5 separate regions of the Homo sapiens genome follow, and all the other regions are linked to region 4. Evidence: chromatin contacts called from ENCODE Hi-C data. All regions are on one chromosome and are shown on one strand. Each heading gives the region's core, a stretch centred on a gene start or an enhancer-like site at or near the end of the contact. The rest is flanking DNA. Distances are from core to core; before and after follow the strand shown. Region 1 holds the start of GVQW3 (GVQW motif containing 3). Region 2 holds the start of EMSY-DT (EMSY divergent transcript). Region 3 holds the start of LAMTOR1 (late endosomal/lysosomal adaptor, MAPK and MTOR activator 1). Region 4 holds the start of PPME1 (protein phosphatase methylesterase 1). Region 5 holds the start of NADSYN1 (NAD synthetase 1).

Region 1 (2,700 bases), core at 86-2,585, 2.2 Mb after region 4:
ATTTGCGCTCGGCACATAGTAGGCATTGATTTTAAATGAATGAACCAACAAGACAGGCCTATGAAACATCTCAGCCTTTCAAACACAGTCCCTATGCTATCATTCCCTAAATATGTCAGTGTGTGGGGGTTATCCGAAGGAAGAGGTTCCAATACCAATTTCCACGCCCTCACGCGTACACCCTCTGTTATCCCTACAATACCCAAGCGAGAAAATGAGTAACGGTGACAGCCAGAAAATGAATCCTGAACCGTGCAATGACAAGTCCGAAGGAGAAAGCAGTTGCGATGAGATGAAAGAAGGTAGCGGGACTCAAAACAGAAACACTGTCCCGGGGGTGGTGGCAAGGAGAGGGAAAGGCCCCAGTGGCCACAACCATAGAGTCCTGCTCTCTTTTGACAGCTAAGGAAACTAACGCCCAGAGAGGAAAGCGACTCCCCCGAGGTCACACAGCAAGTGAGCCACGGCGAGAACCCACAGCATCCCGCGTCCGCGCGCCGCCCCAGCTCCCTCGCGTTTGGGGTGGTGTCCTCCGCGCAGAGCCCCCACCAGCGCACGTGCTCCGAGGTCCCCGGACGCCCGCCCGCCCACGGCTCGGGGCCGGCTCCCCATCTCGGTCCAACGCTGGGGTCGACGGCAGTGCGCTGCGCCCGCCTCCTGCGCCCCTCTCAGCCAGCCCGGGAGCCCGCCAGGGGCCGGCGGCTGGCAGCGCTCACCGCGAAGGTGGGCCCGGGCCGCCCGCTCTGCGCCCGCCGCTTACCTGGCAGGGTCCCGCGGGAACCTGAAGAAGGCCAAGTCGGACTGCGTGCTCTTCCGCGTGCAGTTGGGGGCAGCGCAGAAGTTCGGCATCGTCGCCCGCCCGCCGGCCGGCCCAGCCCTCCCCTCCCCGCCTCCTCAGGGCAGTCCGCCCGCCCGTCGGGGCCGGGGAGGGGAGCCAGGCCGGCCGGCCGGCTCGGCAGGGCCGACGCGCGGGGGAGGGGCGGGCGGGCTAGAAGCCGCGAGGGCCAGGAGGGGTGCCGCGGTCCGAGGCCGGGCTGGGGACGCGGCTCCACAGTGCTGTGAGCGGCCGGGAGGATTTACCGCCGCCGCCGCCGCTGGTGCACCTCCCGCCCGCCCGAGACGCTGCCGCCTCCTTCCCACAATGCACCCTGACGCCCGGGGGTGCCCTCTCTTCCCTCAGCCTTCCTCCCCCGCCCCTCCTTTCCGCCTTCTCAGCAGGCGGGCACGCGCAAGGAAGCGCGCCTGCCGGGGTGTGGCGAGGCGGAGGCGGGACCTGGCGCGCGCCGCCGCAGTGCGACTGCGCACAGTCTAATCCGCGGGGAGAGAGAATTGCGCATGCGCGCCTGTCTCCCGGGACGCTAGAGCAGGCGGTTCCTGGGCTGCTCCGGTAGGTTTGGCGTGCGCGGGTTTCTGCAGATCTAGGGCGAGCTTGCACGTTACATCACCGATGCATCTCTTCTTGCTTGCTTAATTTGCCACCACTTAGGCCTTTCTTGCAGAATTCGCCATATACTCCTTAAGGGCCGCGGAATCGGAGCGACCTTGGTGACTGGCAAACTCTCGGCAGATGTGCGTGCACTGGTTTGATGCAGACGTGGTTGTAGGCGATTTAATTTTTCCCAGCTTTGCAGCGACTGTTGGCTTCCCAGAACGGATCTCCCCAGCCTCGACTGGAAGCTGAGGGACAAAAATTCATAAAAGCAATTACTCTTTCCCGGCGAGGCTTCTAGAAGAGCAAGAAGAGCGATATGATTACACCTGCAGCCCTATAAAGATTGATCTGTCCGTCTTTCCCTTACAGTCGTGGCCTGTTAAACGTTCCTGTGTTGTTCAGTGCCAGAATGAGTGACCGCTATTTAGAACAAAGGATTAGTATCAAATTTTGCGTGAAATTGAACAAGTCTGCAAGTGAGACCCACCATCTTTTAAAAGAAGCTTATGGGGATGAAGTCATGTCAAGGGCCAGAGTTTTTGACTGGCACAAAAGGTTTAAAGAAGGACGGGAAGATGTTCGAGATGATGCCCGAAGTGGGCGTCCAGTCACCCACCGAACAGATGACAATATCCAGAAGGTCAAGGACTTGGTTTGTTCAAACAGGCAGTTAACCGTGAGGATGATGGCTGAAGAGTTAAATTTAGACAAAGAAACTGTTAGGCTCATTTTGAAAGAAAACTTGAACATGAGGAAGATTTCTGCAAAAGTTATTTCGGGTGTTTTGAAGGGTGAGCCTAAACCACGAAAACTTGACTTTCGGTCCGATCTTTCAAAGGAAACTAGGAAAAATAGCTCATGTTTGAGGAAAAAGGTAACAGGTTCTGAAACATGGAGTTATCTCCAGGGTGAAGCTGGTGGGGAAATGCCCCTGCCGGTATCCCATCCCAGAGTCCACTACTCTGCCAGTCAGCTTCTGCAGGCGTCATCTTCAACAAGCCTTCCCCCCAGGGTAGCTGAGAATTGGTTCACCCCATGGTGAGAGGAATGTGAGTTAGCTGAACCAGAACTAGGATGCTGCCTCACTGTTAGGCACCTTCTTTGGCTGCTCACGTATTTTTCAGTCTTCACCACTCCTCCCTATGTGCCATGGCCCTCCTCATTACTCTTTGCTGGACTCTTGGACCATTTTCCTTGCTGTTCTCCATAACTTTGAAAAACTTTTGGCTGTTCCCTTCTGGTATTTGCTTGTTCTTGATTTCTTTTGC
Region 2 (2,700 bases), core at 74-2,573, 2.3 Mb after region 4:
AGGTCAGAGTCAGTTTTATAAGCCCCTTGTCTTTCGATTTGTACTCCATTGTAGAGGAGTAGACATTCATTGTCATTTTGACATTCACTGTAGAGGAAAGGACATTTGGAGGTCAGAAGACCTGGGATTACAAAGCCTAGCTCTCTTCCAATTCCTAGCTCCGTGAAATTTGGTGAGTCCTTGGTACATCTATGTTTTTCTCATTCATAGTATGAAAGACCTTAATCGTACCTGTCACACTGAAATGTTGCGAGGCTCAAATCAAATAATATATGTTAAAGTACAAAAATCCTCTATGAAGATTTCACTTACTATCTTTCCAAGAGTTCTTAAGCAACTGGATGCATAGGAAGGTCAGGGAGACAGCGGAGGGAGGGCCTGGTGATTAATATGTTCCACTTTACGATTTTCTGAAGGTGTAGGTTGGGTTTCAACAACAGTGACTTTCCTAGACCTCGGAGGGTATTTTTAGCTAATGGGCAAATAGTAGTAGGAAACTTAAATGCTGTTATTTACCTTCTCTTCCTAACCTACAGTTCCACTCAAGAACATGAAGAGTCTCATACGTTTGTATAGTGGTTCACAACTTACAACGTTTACGTGGTGCATCACAAGATCCCTATAGGGTAGTATTAACCCAATTTTTCAAGAAGGAAACTATGTCTGGAAATTGTAGAATGCACATTAAAAACTCTTTCTGACGAGCGTTTCTACCGGATCCGATGTTACCCAAAGTACAAAATTTAAAGAGGGAAGTCAATCACAAGATTTCATTGAATCTTCAGTATCAGGCAACTGGCTTCTATTTTATGGCCGCAAATAACTATATATTGGGCCCCTTTTCTCACCTGTAAAATAGGAACGAAAAGACCTTCTCCACAAATAAGATGAAATAAGAACAAAGGCTGAGGGTGAACCTACCACGTCGTAGGGCCTCAAATAAATTCCTTCTCCTTCTTGCCCTTGACAGAGATAGCACGAGATATCACTACCATTCCCACTTCACACGTGGAGGAAATCCAACGCGAGAACGCTCGGATTTCCCCTTCTTTACTTGCAACAACTCCGTAACCCGCAAATCGGCTACGGACAACTGCGATGTCCACTATGTTAGTTCTCGTAGCGTGGATTCTCTCTCCTCAAGATGCCATCTGGGGGGCTAGAGGCCACTAATAATTGCCCTCACGATCGAAGAAACTCGATCCTAATCCTCGACGGCACTTCAGGAACAAAGCTGCTCTCCCATCGTCCCTAACCTCACTACCGTAAAGGTCGCAGCAGAGCCCCTGCTCCAACCGCTAGCGCCATCTTGGCCGCTACGTGTGACGCCACACGTAGCAGAGAGCGCAGCCGATTGGCTGGGAGACGGCAGCCCAGGAGAGGCGCGCGAAGCCAGAGACAGGAGGGTATGCAGGAGAAACCAAGGGAACTACAATCCCGGCCTTCCTTGCGCGTACGACAGCAAACCTGGAGCGAAAGAGGTTGGAGTTTGGATTCGGACCACAACTCCCAGCACCCTCCGCGATGTCTGTCCTTTTCTTTCATAACGCGGAGGAAAAGAAGGACAAGATGAATGGAGGCCTTTTGGTGTTTGTTCTCCGAAAGGCGGGAAAAGCGAACTACACCTCCCGACTGGCCGCGCGCGGCTGCGCCTGCGCCCTGTTACCTGTCGCCATCTTGCCCCTTCAGAGGCACCGCAAACAAACCCAATTCCTGGTGTCCCCTAGTCTTGGCGGAGGAGCCTTTTAGATGAGCCCCGAAAGGCCGGGCAGGTGGGTGACTCTCAGGCAGGGTCCTGGGAAGAGCTGGCAGGCCAGCCAGGCTAGAGGAGCGCCGGGCCAAGCATTCGGAGCCCGGCTTGGGGCTCCCAGCCCCATCCTCCGTTGTTTCCTAACGGGATCGTGGGGCTCCCCGGGGTGGACTCAGGGGGACTCTGGCTGGCCTGGTGCTGGGACTCTGGGGGTTTAGCTCTGGGAGACTCCCGGTGAGTCCAGGTCGTCTGGCTGGGTATCCGCTGGCTTACTCTCTCTCGGTTGTCCTCTCCGCTGGGGAGGGAGTGAGGCGCGGGTGCCGGCCGGGACCCCTGACAACAGCTACTGGCCCAGAGGGGCTTGGGTCGTGGACTTGACATTGGGACCGGCGCCGAGAGGTCCGGGTGAGGAGCCTGGGCTGGCTGCTCTTGTTGTGGTGCTGCTAGGGAGTGCGTGTTTGGAGAGGGGGCGGGGCGGGCTTGTCTCCTTGACACTTGAGTGGGGAAGGATCCTACAAGATCCTGGTTCCCCGAGCGGGCTCCGGAAACTACTGCCCGGGTTTCCGATGCGTTGCGGCCCCGCTCTGGGGTCCCCTGGCTAGGACGCGCCGGGATGCCGTGACGTGGTGCTCGGTTCGAGCAGTCGCCGGCCGCCTCCAAGATCCTGTCGGGAGGCGGGGACTGGCTTGTGGAGGGAGAGGATTCCTTTGGCTCTGCCCCTTCTTCCTCCTCCCCACCCCTTTTCTTTATGTCATACTGCCGGCTGGGGCGCGCAGTCCAGTTCTTCTTGCCTTGGGTTTGTTCTGAGCTGAGAGGACTATGGGAAGTAGGGGGAGGGGGGCTCACCTCGGGACACAGAGTTGGAGTTAGCAGCCCCAGCGCCTGGAACGGGATATAGCAGTTATTTCGGTTCGGTGTCTGACTTCTAGGCTAGACAGTGAGCTCGTTCA
Region 3 (2,700 bases), core at 150-2,649, 2.1 Mb before region 4:
ATGCTTTAAGGGACAATTTCCCACTAGGCTACAGCTCTCCCAGTAGGCAGGGTTATTGTTGTCTCTTTCTCAAAAAGGTGGAAGTGAAGTGAGAGGTATTAGGCACAACACATGCCTAACACAGGGCAAAGGAAATATGTGTTCATTGGGTGTATGGAGAATTGAGAACCAGAAGCCACCCTTGCTTCCCATACAAACGACATTTTCCTAGGCTTAAGCCCTTAATCCAAAATACGTTCACTGAAGAACGAACTACTTCCCAAGTACCAGTGATATAATCTATTTTTGTGACCATCTTCCCCATTAGACCGTGAGCTACCTGAAACCTTTCTACTCTCTCAGGTCTACTATATGTTCAAATGTAGAATCCGGGCTTAGAGACGATCAAAAAAGGAGAGTAGACAGCAACTTGAGACTTCATCCTTGAATGTCAGGCCAGGCAGGGCAGGGATTAGAGTGTGGGGAGAAGTGAGAATGCACTAAGAGGAAGAGGGAGAATTTAAAACTGTACAGGTCTCCCCAGCCTAACCCTTTCTCCAAAGGTATCAGATCTACAGCCAAATTCTCAGAATAGGCATGTCTCCAGCTAAAGGAACCCTCAGGCCCCAGGCAGACTGCACTGAGGCAAGCCAAACTCAGAACCAAATGAACTTCCCGCTCCATTTCTCTTTTCCCACAATCTAGCCAAAGCTAAATCCTCTTTGTTGCTTCCCAGACAATTTCCCACATGTCCCGATGTCCTCACTGTATCGATTAAATCCTTCATTGGCCAATTCAAAGGCCACCAACTTCCAGAGTCGTCCCCTGGCCCTAGACTAGCAGCGACCTTCCTTCTGCAACCCCAGGGACTAAGACGATACACGAATTCCTGATTCATCTCAGGACAGACTAACTCAGGGCCTCAGCTTACCCACCCCTAAAATGGATTCGCAAAGCCCACTAATACACAGAAGACACAGGAAGCTGGGGAAGGGAGTGTTTCCCGGGGACCTAGACTGAGGATCCTTGAATCTGAAAAGTTTTGAAGGTAGGAGCAAACGGAAGTGGTGGGAGCGAGCCGGACAGGCGGCTGCCTGCACACCCCGAGGCGGGGACTGTGTAGAAATCTGGGGCTTTAACAGGGGTAGGAGCCCGGCTTGGCGTCTCCTCTGTAATCTGTCCCCTCCAGGCCTCCGTATTCAGTGAGCCCTGCAGTCCGGCTGCCCGTCCTCCGCAGGTTTCTTTCTGGGCCCCATGCCCCAGTGTCTTAGCCCTCATTCCCGAGCCCCGCCTGCCGCGGCCGCACCTGGTCCGAGTCCTCGTTCTCGCTGCTGTAGCAGCACCCCATGGCCGGGGTCGGGCCGGGCGCTCAGGCCGCGCCGAGGAGGGACGGCGTCCGTGAGGAGCCCTTCCGGTCACATGACCCGCGGCGGCCTCCCGCAGGCAACCACCCGCCCCCACCCCCCGTACCCCCTGTCCCGGAGCCGCTTGGCCGCCTCAGTCAATACCCCGGCTTCCGGTCCCGCCCGCTAGCGCGTGATCGTTGTCAACCAATGGGAAGGCGTAACCGTACACGCAAGCACGTGATGCGGGGAAAGGGCGGGGCGGATCACATGACTTCATCTTTCCAGTCTCTAAACTGGCAGTAGTGGCCATCGTGAATTGTGTTATGCGTTCTCGTGGCCACTAGGCCACTTTTCTGGGCCATTGAGCGAACTCGTACCAAATGCCCTCGTATGCCCTTGTGATATACTCTTCTAAATGCCATGCGAGGGGCGACTGGGATCCAGGCCTGATGCTCCAGATCGTACGGTCTGGGTGCACACACACAGATGATCCAGATGACCAGTACCTAGTCGGGGAACACAGAGGGTGTATCGCCCAGCTGGGCTGGGGGTGAATACACAGAGGGTGTATTCTCCACCTGGGCTGGGGATCTGCGACTTACAGGAAGAAGGGACCTTATACTACCTTCACATGCTGACGCGCAGCGGAGATAAATCCTGGTAGAGGAGATAGAAGCCACCTCACTGACCTCTCTGCTTTCAGGCTTTTATCTTTAATTCTGCCTTTTTTAACAGCACCCATTGTAATCGAACGCACAAAGCTGACCATCAGTTCTCTTTTCCTAACCCCCGCTCCATGTCTTCCCTTGGGCCCTGAACACAGGTCCAAGTCCGTCCAAGATTGTATAGTGATCCATTTGTTGTTCATGAGCGTGTGATTGGGTGTTCACCAGCATGTATCAAATGTGCCACCCTCAAATCTTGTTTTGGCACATTACCCGTCTGACATAACAAGAGCCTGACACCTCTCCCACTGCATGTTCTGGGGTGAGGGGTGGAGGGGTCAGCAATGTGTTTCACTGGACATAGAGAAATAATGTAGTTTCCTGATTGATCTACTGGACTTTGTACATGCAGCCTGGTCTGCCTACTGTCTTTACTGTCTTCGAGACTCAGTACAATGTCCTCCTGATTACCTTCTCTGACTCCATTCTCTGGACATGCCCAGCTCCCTATGCTTAATCCTCATCCAGTGTTAATTCATGCATTTATTGAATCAACAAATATTTGCTGAGCGTCTACTATGTGCCACACATTGTTATATCTGGATATGCAGCAGTTCACAAAACAGCCAAAGTCCCTGTAGTCATGGAACATCCAATAGTGATCACACTATATTGTATTCTCTGTTCCTGGGTCAGTCTCACCTACCAAA
Region 4 (2,700 bases), core at 125-2,624:
ACTTCTTTTCTCGCTAAACTGCCTACAATGCAAAAAGGCAGGGTCACCCACTGTCCTTTTTCCCTTCGAGGCAGTCTTGTAGAGATTCAATGTCAAGTTTCCTGATCTGCCCTGGGTTCCTAGGTTGACTGTTCTCACTGCAGCTAACATCCCCTACTCGGTGAGCTTGTGTCTCCTTGAGCTGCTAACCTGATGAGGACTCTCTGCTGCACACTCTTTCATGATCTCAGGTCCTTCAGGAGATCGTCATGCCCTTACCCCCACTCCAATCCTATCACACCTGTCATTCCCCACTCTTCCCGGCTCTATACTCTACAATTATTTTTCCCAACTCCTGCTCATAGTCAGCCCTTCATACTTCATTCATTCAACTAACATTTACCGAGTCCTGCTTTGTACTAATCCTTGGTCATTCAGTAATGTATAAAACGTGATTCTTGCCCACAATCACACAACAAATGATATAATCCCTTTGCCAATTTATGTTTCTTCCTGTCCCTGTGGACCTCGAAAGCTACACACACACATACATTTCACTTCGTTATCAAAACCAATCCCATCATTGTTTGTTCTTCTCCTCTACAGTCATCCTACCGGTAACCTTCATCTCATTAATCGCCTGTCTGTGGCCCCTACCCCAGCCCCTAATTCCTTTCTATTCTCTGGAGGGCCAATTGCCCTTCCTTTTAACCTTCTGGTTCCCTGGCTACTTCCTTCTTACGTCCCTTTTCTTGTTTATCCAGCGGGGGTGCGGGTCTCCCTAAAATTCCTTACACCCTGCTCTCCTATTACGCTTTCCTCAATCTTTGATCGCTCAGGTTACCTCTTTTTTTGCGCCCACGGCTGCCCCCAGACCCTTGGCCTTTTCGTTGTTTCATGATGAGCCCGAGCTCTTCTTCACCAGCTCAACTCCGTCTCCAGCACCTAAGCAGTATCCTCCCGCCATCCCTCCCCACGGCGCCTGCGTTCCCCGGCAACCGGCGCCGCTGGGCAGCCTGGGAGGCAGGAAAAAGCGACTCTTCCTCTAACAGTCTCCGGAAAACGGTGCGAAGAGAAGGCGCCAAGACGCCTTCCCTCCAATACACTACAATACCCAGGACGCTTTGCTACAATACCTCTCCGGGGTTGGCTGGGGGGCGCCTCCAGCTGCGCAAGCGCATAGGGATGCGCCCTTTGTGGACTCCATTGCGCAGGGTGCATTGCCCTGAAGAGCGCTCCTCCTTCCGGTGAAAGTCGTCGGGTTCCCAGCCGGGAGTCTGCGGAGTTCTCATACTCTGTTACCCAGCTTCCTTTGTATGAGTGCTGTTGCGCACTTCCGGTGGAAGCGCTGAAGCGAGTGGGTGGAGTTTACGGAGCCGGTGGGCGGTAGGCGGTGCTACGGGTAGCTGGGTGCTGTCCAAAGGCGACAGGGCGTCGTTAGGGGAGCGAGTCGTGACCGGTTGGGCCACACTCAACGTGGGACGAAGCTTCGCCTACTGTTTGACTACGTGCGTGCAGCCTCCCCTCGATGTCGGCCCTCGAAAAGAGCATGCACCTCGGCCGCCTTCCCTCTCGCCCACCTCTACCCGGCAGCGGGGGCAGTCAGAGCGGAGCCAAGATGCGAATGGGGTACGTGACCCATACCCCTTCTCCCTATGGGCCAGGCCCCAGCCGTTGGAGAATGGTATCTCTGGGCGTTCATAGAGGCACGGGAAAGGAGTCTACTGATAGGAGAAAATGTTGGCGGCCTGGAGATATTTAGATGGAGTAGAAGGCAGATTGGGGTACTAGGGGAGGCGCCAAGTCAATAGAAATTGGAGGAAAAATAACGTTGTTGAAGGGAGAGGGGAATGAGGCAAAGGTTGGGGAAGCTGAGAGACTAACATAAGGGATCTGAGAATCACTTCCACAATAAAGGAGGCTTAGAAAAGGGAGTAGAACGGTGACAAAGGTGGAGGAGAATCGGCCAGGGAAGGTGGAGGGAAGTGGGGAATGACTGAGAGAAAAGTTGAGGGGAATTGGGCCAACAACTAAGGAAAGGTTTGGGAGGAGTAGATATTATCAGAGTTCTAATATCTGCACTGTGAGAACTAGATACTAGAAAAGCTGAGGGGGGTAGAAAACACTCGAGACAGGGCTGGAGAAGGAAAGAGGAGAACTAGGAAGCAGACGATTCTAGAGAATTCCCAGAGGTGTAAAGACAGATTCAGCGAATGAGAGGTGAGATTAGGTCTCTTAAGGGAGAATGAGAAAGTTTAGGGAGTAGGCCTAAGGTAAGGTGGAGAACATAGCCACGAAGATTGTTAAGGGTAGTAGGAATGTGCTGAGAAGCTGGACAGGATAAGGGAGAGAGAAGAAGGAGAGGACTGAAGAATTTACAGAGTGAGAAGCTGGACAGGATAAGGGAGAGAGAAGAAGGAGAGAACTGAAGAATTTACAGAGTGACCATAGGCTCTAAAGATTGAGAGATGACTATAAATACGGTTTGGTGAATGGAAGTGCTGCAGTTGTAAGGTCTGGGAAGCTTAGAGGAAGATTTGGGCAATCAGTTTTTGCTGGGCTAGTAGATCTGAGGGAAGCGACGTACTGGCCTAAGACTTTGAATTAGTGAAGCATTGGGAGTTCGAGAAATAGTTTGCTGGAAAGGAAGGAGAGCCATGTAGAAGAGATAGGTTTTGGAATTTTAGATCGTTAAATGGCTTGTGCCAGGTTAGGGGATAC
Region 5 (2,700 bases), core at 120-2,619, 2.7 Mb before region 4:
TTTTGCCATAAAGGCCCTAATTGTAAGATGTGTAAATGTTAAGTCTCCACCCCAAAGTGAACATGGGTCATATATTACATGCTTTGCTCAATAAGAGGGCATGTGTCAGGACCACCTTCATGAATATTCATAGCTCCTCCTGTTACCTGTTGAATATGTATGTTTAGCCAATCCCTTCAGCATAGCGCTCCTGCCCCAACCCCTCCTCCTTGGACGTGCCTGTCTCTGGCCTTGGCTGGAGACAGATTCCCAGCCTCAGACAGATGGCCGCCACCTTGCAGGCTACGACCGTTTACAAGAAATAAAGCCTTCTCTTTTTCCAAATTTGTGAATTGTGTGTTTTTAAACTAACATGAATGACAGAAGGAAGGATGGCCTCTTCAAGCAACGATGATGAGGCAGTTATTTATATGGGGGAAAAATGGATTCTACCGTGGGTGGACTAAAGAGGAAATGTGAAAAAATAAAAAGTGAGAAACCGCTGGTAGTGAATCGGTGCAAGCGCCCTGGAGAAGAGACTTGGCAATATTTAGTAAAGTCAAACAGCACGAACCCTACTACTCTGCAAAGCTGCTGCAGGAACTGGCGGAACGAGGTCACGAAGGAAACCTTGCCGGAAAGGAAATTGCAGCAGTGCCTGTGTGCGTGCGTCTGTTGGCAAAACGCTGCTAATAACGTCAATGCCCATCCGCTATTGAATAAACCTGCTTTACTGCCACTATGGAATACCAAACTGCAGAAAAATAATTAAAAGAACGTATCTCATATTACAGGGGAAAAAATCAAGTTGCAGAAGCACATTCAAGTGCAGTTCCTGTAGTTTCAGAAAAGGCAAACAGTGCGCTACCTGAGCTACTTACACACGTGGTACAGGAGTGAAAGGGGCAGGAGAGGGTTCCCAAGAATTCAGCGCCATCCGCCCAGGGTGGCGGGATTCCCAGCACGGAGAATCGATTGCTATCGTCTGCTGTCCCGCGGGCACGATGGAGCGCTCCTACCGTACTCTCCACTTTTGGTGTATTTGGAACGTTTCATGCCGTATTAAAATAAAACATGGCTAAGCTGGATGTGGGGTGGCGGTGTGGGATAAAATAGAGGGGTGCTGCAGCTGGGCGGTGAGCCCCCTGCACCTGTGCACCTGAACGGGTTTGCCCGCAAGGGCCGGGCCGGGGCCGGGGCCTGGGACGTGGGTGGAGCCGGGGCGGGGGCGGGGCCCTTCGCGGTGCCGTGAACGCTGAGGCCACCTCGCTGCGCAGGCGCGGTCGTGAGCTCCTCAGACGGGGCGGGGCGATCCGTAGGCAGGGCCTGACGCCGCAGTCCTCCTTGGCCGGAGCCTCAACGGATGGGCGGGGAGGGGGCGGGGCCGGGCAACCCGGAAGGTCCGGCGTCCCAGCCGCCTACCTCGCTGGGACCCTGGTCTTGCTGTCCCCCGCTGGCCTCCTGCCCAAGCGACTGCGGCCAGGATGGGCCGGAAGGTGACCGTGGCCACCTGCGCACTCAACCAGTGGGCCCTGGACTTCGAGGGCAATTTGCAAAGAATTTTAAAGAGTGAGTCTGGGGCGGCGGGGGCACCGGTTTGGGGTGGCGCACGGGCACCGTGGCTGGGCCCAGGCTTGCCCGTGGCGTGCTCACAGCCTTGCCCTGGGAAACTCTCGGCCCTGGGCATGGGATCAGGTGAGATAATGGGCAATGACCCCGCCAGTGGTACGTGCTCAGGTCCTCGTCGGGAAGTGAGTGTTTATAGTTCCCGGGGACGAGCGATATACAAGGCACGGTTAAGAAAAGTCTGGCGGCTTAGGCGGGAGGCCTGGGGATGGACCCGTGTTCTGATATCTCTGGGGTCCCGTGGTTGGGACTGAGCTGCCCATTCTCGGAGATATCTAAGTTGAACAGAATGGCTGCGCACTGGCGGGGATGGTGTGCAGAGGCCAGAGATTGATGGTCTCTGGTCCCCGTGGGCCTTCCTGGTGGGAGAAGGCGTCCCAGAAAGGGAAGTAGAAAAAGACGCCTGTCATCCCAGCATTTTGGGGGGGCCGGAGGGGGTGGAAGTCACCTGAGGTCAGGAGTTCAAGACCAGCCTGGCCATCATGGTGAAACACCGTCTCTACTAAAAATACAAAAATCAGCCGGGCGTGGTGGCCTCGAAGATAGGGTGTGGTTGTTGAAAGGTCACCATCTAATTTTCGTTCATATGGACGCACCGTGGAGGATGAAAAGTTAAACTATTACACCTGCACCTAAATGGGCAAGCCTGCAGGTGTAGTCAGGTTGCAGCTTGTCTTGCACTGGTCTGCTGACTGCAAGAGCCTTTGCCAGGAACAATAGAAACAGAATGTTTCAAGAGATGGCATCTAATCAGTATGTGCCCTGGATTATTATTATGATTATTATTATTTGACATGGACTGTCACTCTGTTGCCCTGGCTGGAGTGCAGTGGTGTCATCTTGGCTCACTGCAGTCTCTGCCTCCTGGGCTCAAGCGATTCTCCTGCCTCAGCCTCCTGAGTAGCTGGGATTACAGGCGTCTGCCACCATGCATGGCCAATTTCTGTATTTTTAGTAGAGACAAGGTTTCACCATGGTGGCCATGCTGGCCTCGAACTCCTGACCTCAAGTGATCCACCTGCCTTGGCCTCCCAAAGTGCTGGGATTCCAGGCATGAGCCACCGCAGCCAGTGGTTTTTTATTTTTATTTTTTAA

What was found. A loop is a pair of places that touch in the nucleus more often than their neighbours do. Pooled maps may share reads with other maps.
Region 1: a loop to region 4 is called in a map of CD4-positive, alpha-beta T cell, with 6 times the contacts of the local background. The contact joins the promoter of GVQW3 here to the promoter of PPME1 in region 4. A Hi-C loop is called at or near these places in 2 of 168 maps with a recorded cell type or tissue (CD4-positive, alpha-beta T cell and naive thymus-derived CD4-positive, alpha-beta T cell), 1 of 37 single-sample maps with no recorded cell type and 12 of 50 pooled maps.
Region 2: a map of CD8-positive, alpha-beta T cell shows a loop between it and region 4 (5-fold over the local background). The contact joins the promoter of EMSY-DT here to the promoter of PPME1 in region 4. A Hi-C loop is called at or near these places in 2 of 168 maps with a recorded cell type or tissue (CD8-positive, alpha-beta T cell and naive thymus-derived CD4-positive, alpha-beta T cell) and 10 of 50 pooled maps.
Region 3: a loop to region 4 is called in a pooled map, with 8 times the contacts of the local background. The contact joins the promoter of LAMTOR1 here to the promoter of PPME1 in region 4. A Hi-C loop is called at or near these places in 10 of 50 pooled maps.
Region 5: a loop to region 4 is called in a pooled map, with 20 times the contacts of the local background. The contact joins the promoter of NADSYN1 here to the promoter of PPME1 in region 4. A Hi-C loop is called at or near these places in 8 of 50 pooled maps.

The regions. Positions count from the first base shown.
Region 1 is chr11:76,379,988-76,382,687 of GRCh38, forward strand. It overlaps GVQW3 (GVQW motif containing 3), which reads left to right and starts at 1,336. Exons shown (of 2, transcript NM_001347885.2): 1 at 1,336-2,306. The coding sequence starts at 1,842. THAP12 (THAP domain containing 12) reads right to left here and starts at 1,145. Exons shown (of 5, transcript NM_004705.4): 1 at 761-1,145. The coding sequence starts at 849. RefSeq lists an enhancer at 350-851 and a silencer at 494-1,423.
Region 2 is chr11:76,443,357-76,446,056 of GRCh38, forward strand. EMSY-DT (EMSY divergent transcript) reads right to left here and starts at 1,324. Exons shown (of 2, transcript NR_186348.1): 1 at 922-1,324. EMSY (EMSY transcriptional repressor, BRCA2 interacting) reads left to right here and starts at 1,662. Exons shown (of 22, transcript NM_001300942.2): 1 at 1,662-1,772. RefSeq lists enhancers at 667-1,302, 1,303-1,939, 1,640-1,869, 2,070-2,119, 2,160-2,229 and 1 more.
Region 3 is chr11:72,101,898-72,104,597 of GRCh38, forward strand. It overlaps LAMTOR1 (late endosomal/lysosomal adaptor, MAPK and MTOR activator 1), which reads right to left and starts at 1,400. Exons shown (of 5, transcript NM_017907.3): 1 at 1,286-1,400. The coding sequence starts at 1,327. The region is part of intron 5 of LRTOMT (leucine rich transmembrane and O-methyltransferase domain containing); the gene reads left to right. It also overlaps the pseudogene LOC124902837. RefSeq lists enhancers at 1,106-1,185, 1,966-2,486 and a silencer at 1,286-1,555.
Region 4 is chr11:74,169,915-74,172,614 of GRCh38, forward strand. It overlaps PPME1 (protein phosphatase methylesterase 1), which reads left to right and starts at 1,375. Exons shown (of 14, transcript NM_016147.3): 1 at 1,375-1,608. The coding sequence starts at 1,508. It overlaps C2CD3 (C2 domain containing 3 centriole elongation regulator), which reads right to left and starts at 1,088. Exons shown (of 33, transcript NM_001286577.2): 1 at 824-1,088. The coding sequence starts at 878. RefSeq lists enhancers at 323-1,246, 1,020-1,469, 1,247-2,169.
Region 5 is chr11:71,451,834-71,454,533 of GRCh38, forward strand. NADSYN1 (NAD synthetase 1) reads left to right here and starts at 1,370. Exons shown (of 21, transcript NM_018161.5): 1 at 1,370-1,548. The coding sequence starts at 1,464. It overlaps DHCR7-DT (DHCR7 divergent transcript), which reads left to right. Exons shown (of 2, transcript NR_186309.1): 2 at 1-324. RefSeq lists enhancers at 39-88, 209-288, 1,526-2,027, 2,028-2,527 and a silencer at 1,099-1,468.